Linked DNA regions of Mus musculus: region 2 is linked to region 1. The links are chromatin loops, found by intact Hi-C in ENCODE. Cell type or tissue: left cerebral cortex. All regions are shown on one strand.

Evidence for each region. Hi-C counts contacts between places; a loop is a spot of excess contacts. Peaks named below come from ENCODE experiments on the same cell type or tissue, not always from the same donor. Only the 100,000 strongest peaks of a DNase experiment are listed, where the experiment ranks them.
Region 2: a loop joins it to region 1, with 5 times the contacts of the local background. A loop is called at or near these places in 40 of 42 quality-filtered maps.

The regions. Positions count from the first base shown.
Region 1 is chr19:60,888,643-60,891,142 of GRCm38, reverse strand. Grk5 (G protein-coupled receptor kinase 5) reads right to left here and starts at 1,394. Exons shown (of 16, transcript NM_018869.3): 1 at 512-1,394. The coding sequence starts at 563. In left cerebral cortex, CTCF peaks have their summits at 1,210 and 1,420; DNase peaks (open chromatin) are centred at 952, 1,410, 1,798 and 2,223; H3K4me3 peaks cover 1,792 bases; H3K27ac peaks cover 2,170 bases.
Region 2 is chr19:61,096,646-61,099,145 of GRCm38, reverse strand. It overlaps a transcript of Zfp950 not described here. Among named protein-coding and RNA genes, the nearest start is that of Zfp950, 43 kb to the left of the region's middle. In left cerebral cortex, a CTCF peak has its summit at 1,225 (motif pointing right); a DNase peak (open chromatin) is centred at 1,238.

The sequences.
Region 1 (2,500 bases):
AGAGAGAGAGAGAGAGAGAGAGAGAGAGAGAGAGAGAGAGAGAGAGAGAGAGAGAAGAGGATTGGAAGAGAAGAAACAGAGGAGAGGAGAAAGAGAAGAGACAGAGGAGAGAGGAGAAAGAGAGAGAGGAGAGAGTTTTTTCACATTCTTAAAACCATCCCGGGCCAACTCTAAAGACTGTTTTATTGGCACGTTTTCTTGCTTCTATCTCCTAAAAGAATGCTTTTCCAACTGCCCTTTCAACAGCTGCGGAGATCGAACGATTTCTAAGGTTCAGTTGGAAACTAGAGGATATTTTAGCATCTTAACTCGTCCCTGCAACTGTCTTTGCCCCGGTCCCTATCTTCTGAGCCCAAGGCTCAGAAGTCTCTCAATATTTGCAGACAGATCTCCAAGCTGTACCACTCGCACCAACTCACTGTGAGCATCCTGCACGCCCGCTTGTCACCCGACACCCGCACCCCGGCCCGCGGCAAACGCGCCGTGCACGCACCGGACCACCCGAGCTTACCTTCCCGGGCTTTCAGCAAGACCGTGTTGGCCACGATGTTTTCCAGCTCCATTGACAGTCGGCAGTCAGCGAGGGAGCCGGCCGGCTGTGCTGTCAGCGTCTGGGGTGATGCCGCTGCCGCTGCCACTGCTCGAGCTGCCGCCGCTGCTGCCAAACCCCAGAGCAAGCAGCCTGCCTGCTACCGCATTATTCTTTCTCGGAGCCCGCGGAGTTTCCCCCTCTGCACCGAAGAGACGCCGCCGCCGCTTCTTCCTCCCTCTGTGTCCCCCCTCCCCCCTCCCTCAACACTTTCCCCCCCACCCCCCACCCTCCGCGCGTCTCTGTCACTCCATTCTCCTCCCCTCCGGCTCCCTCGGATGCTTTAATGCTTCGGATGCTTCAGCCTCCCCTCGTTCCCCTCCCGGGGGTGTGGTACTCCAGGCTCGAGCCGCTGCAGCGCGCAGGCGTCTGCCCGGAGGCAACTCCCACCGCGCGCTCTGAACGCGAGGAGTGCTGGGAATTGTAGTCCCGCGTCTGACGGGGCGAGGGCTCTATTGCACCGGGACTGTGGAGCAGGACTGCTGCCGGTATGGCGCTGAGCCCAGGCGGCCCAGCCTCGCCGGCAGGAGTCAAAAACGACTCAGCCAAAACGAAACCCCCACTCCTGGAGCGCAGAGTCCCTTTCCTGTCCCGCCAAGATCCGAGAAAGCGGAAAGCACAAGCCAAGGCGGCAGAACGCTGCTGTGGGAGGCCCAGGAGTGAGCTGAGACCCGAGCGAAGGCGCGCTCCTGGGGTTCCGCGCGGCCCGCCGTCTGCCGCTCACACGCGCCAGGTCTCTGACAAAGGTGCACTTTGTTTCCGGGCAGCAAGGGGTTCGGCCAGCCCGGGGCGACCTGGCGGCCGCTGATCTCTAGGCACGAAGTATGCGCGCCCCCTGGCGACGGCGCGTCTATGGGAACCAGAAGGCAGGCGCCTGGGACTCTCGGGATCCCCACGCACAGAGCAGCTTCACTTTGCAAGCCCGGGAGCCCAAAACCCCAAGATTTTCATTATAACCAAACATATTGTAGTCGAATTACTAAAAACACATAAGAAATCGAATCTTCTGTGGAAATGTTGATGAGTAACAAGCCAAGCCAGCATGAAAAGGCATTCAAATTCCAGGCTTGTTTATCTTGGAGCACTTGGCTCCTTACACTTTCAGAACCTCGGACTCCAGATCTGGTCCCAGCTCCTCTTTCCCCAAAACTTCTAATGCTGGGAAATTAGCTGTCCGGTCACCTGGAGTCTTTCGAGGAGAGTCCTAAGAGCTGGGGGCGGGGCTGCCAGGTCCCAGGGAACAATGAGGCCTTTGCCTCCTCTGGGCCTTTCGGGCCGGATATCCGTTCTGAAACTAGTCTGAGGCTTCTGTGTCCAAGAGAAGGAAAAGCCGGCTGTCCCCAGAGCAGCCAGGAAATAGGGAGGGGCCTAGAGAAATGGAAAACAGTCATTAAGCATTGGAGCTAATGGTGTTTTAAGTGTGGTTACCAGACTAGTGCTGGTTCTAACAGTTAGTGATAGTCTTTTTCCTAGTGGGTATATCTGCCACCACCACTTGCCTAGTGTCTGGACTTGGATCAGTGGGCCTCACTTGTCTACAAGAAGAGTTAAGTTTGCTTGTCAGAAGACAGAGAGTTGAGCAAACAACTTGAGCACCTGACAGCACAGGAATTACTACTGTTCTAAGCAATCTAAACTTAGACTTTACTACAGACTCTCATTCCCAGAGCCCCAACGTGTGATGAAGGAATCTCTCTCAAAAAGAAAGTTATATGTAAGTACACTTTAGCTGTCTTCAGACACATCAGAAGAGGGTGTCACATCTCATCTCCTTATGGATGGTTGTGAGCCACCATGTGGTTGCTGGGACTTGAATTCAGGACCTTCAGAAGAGCAGTCAGTGCTCTTAACCACTGAGCCATCTCTCCAGCCCGTTTATTGACTTTTTTCACCATTTTTTCCCACTTTTTT
Region 2 (2,500 bases), 210 kb before region 1:
TGATGTTTCCTGTATAAGGCAACCTAGTTGAAGGTCAGACATCTGTTGCTTATTAAAAAGTGGAATTCTTCTCCAGGTGAGAGAATTAGCCTCAGGCAGGGATGAGCTCCCTAAATTGTTTATCCAATACAATGTGGTCAGCCATGAAACCATATACATACAACCAACAAAAATGGACTTAGCAACATATTTATTCATGTTTTTAACAAGGGAGAAGTTGGAAGGAAAGTTTTTGGCAAGGGGTGGATGGAGGACAAAAAAAGGGGAAATAATGTAATATCTTTTAACTAAATATATACTGTGGTGGATTGGCCTGATGTTTGTATTCTGATGTTACATGATGAACAGTCCATCATGTACTCAGGTGATGTCATGCAAACCTTCTCCCCATTTTAACTGATCAAAAAAGGCAAAGGAGAGCATGTGATTGAACAGTGGAAGGGAAAGATGGGACTGAAGGTTTGAGAGTGTAGACAGAGAGAGGTTTGAGAGTGTAGACAGAGAGAGGAAGAAGAATGAAAGGACAGAGGAAGAGGAGGGAAGCCATGATGGACCAGATGGAGAAGTCTTAAGTAGCAAGGGTCTCATAGCTGGGTAATAAGTTAGTATAGTACTAGATCTGACCAATCAGGGCATATGGCTTATAATTATAATAAATGGATTGTGTGTGTGTGTGTCTGTTTAATATGGGCTTATTCATTGGTGCACCTTACTTTGGGCTTAGAACCAAACTAACCTCAGATAAAAGCCTAACCCCCACCCCCAATATAAACAACTAGGGCTGAGTTCTACAGTTGAAGCAGGGTGGAAATTAAACACCACTTAGAGTGGGTCTAAGGGGTGCCACAACACAGTTGGGGTTCCCTGAGTCTAAAGAGGGACCAAGGACCCTGGGGCATGATTGCCTATGAAGCAGCCTTCACAGCTAAGGGTCAAAAGTTGGACAAAAACAGCAGCTAATTTTCCAGAGCCTTCTCACAGGCACAGCAGGCTGATGCAGGCATCTCCAGCCAAGCAAGCCCTCCCATGCTCACTTTCCCATTATCTCCCACGTCTAAACAGAACACAGGACAATCAGACCCACTCTCCCGACTACTTGCACTCTAGGCTGCCTGAGATCGGTGCACAGGCTGCTAGCTACAACCCAAACAAAAGACAGAGATGTCTCAGAAGCACAGAAGCTACTGTTAGCCCCTTCCTGAAAATAAAAGAATTGGAGAGGGCTGTAGTGTCATTAATTGAACACCAGAGGGAGACAAAGGTACAAGAAACTCTGGATCAGGTAATAAGAATTATAAATTTTGCATACACTAGCAAGAGTTTGCTGAAAGGACCCTGATATAGCTGTCTCTTGTGAGACTAGGCCGGGGCCTAGCAAACACATAAGTGGATGCTCACAGTCAGCTATTGGATGGATCACAGGGCCCCCAATGGAGGAGCTAGAGATATTACCCAAGGAGCTAAAGAGATCTGTAACCCTGTAGGTGCAACAACATTATGAACTAACCAGTACCCCGGAGCTCTTGACTCTAGCTGCATATGTATCAGAAGATGGCCTAGTCGGCCATCAGTGGAAAGAGAGGCCCATTGGTCGTGCAAACTTTATATGCCTCAGTACAGGGGAATGCCAGGGCCAAAAAGTGGGAGTGGGTGGATAGGGGACTGTGTGTGTGTGTGTGTGGGGGGGGGTATGGGAGACTTTTGGGATAGCATTGGAAATGTAAATGAGGAAAATACCTAATAAAAATATTTTTTAAAAAGTTTATCTGGTTAGTACACAACAAAGACAGTGGATGATAATCACCCACAAAATTATCAAGAATTTGAATGGCAACCCATGGATGTGTTAGAACTGAGAAAATTTAAAGGAACATGTCACTAATTTTGGAATGTACCTGTCACTCGTGAAACAAATCTTGACTTCTTGGGCAATTATAGAATAATGCCCCAGGACTGGAAGGATATGGTAAAAACAATATTAGAACCTGAGTCATATTTACAATGGTTCTCATAGAGAAGATAAACGAAGGAAAAGAAGCACAACAAAGTCAAGTCAGAAGTATAATTATTTCTAGAGACCAGCTGCTTGGTAAGGGTTGTTTTGCTGAGGTAGAGGTGAAGGCTGAATATGATGAAGAAACCTTGACATTTGTCACTTGGCAGCCATAAATGCCTGGGACAAGGCCGTGAAAACAGGGAAAAGACTTGAACCATTTTTCTCAGGCCATGCAAGGTCCAAAAGAAACATTCCTTGCCTTCTGCAAAGGTTGAATTCCACTGTAGAAAGTATATTGGACCCATTAGCAAGAAAGGCACCAATTGAGTCTTAGTTTTTAAAATTTCAAATCCTGAATGCAAAAAAAGTAATCAGACCACTGAAGGCAAGGTCAGCATCAATAGATAAGTGGATTAGACATATATTTGATGTTAGACCTCATGCATCTTATATGACCTTAATAGGAGAAGCCACCACTAGAGGCCTTGAGACAACCCAAAATCT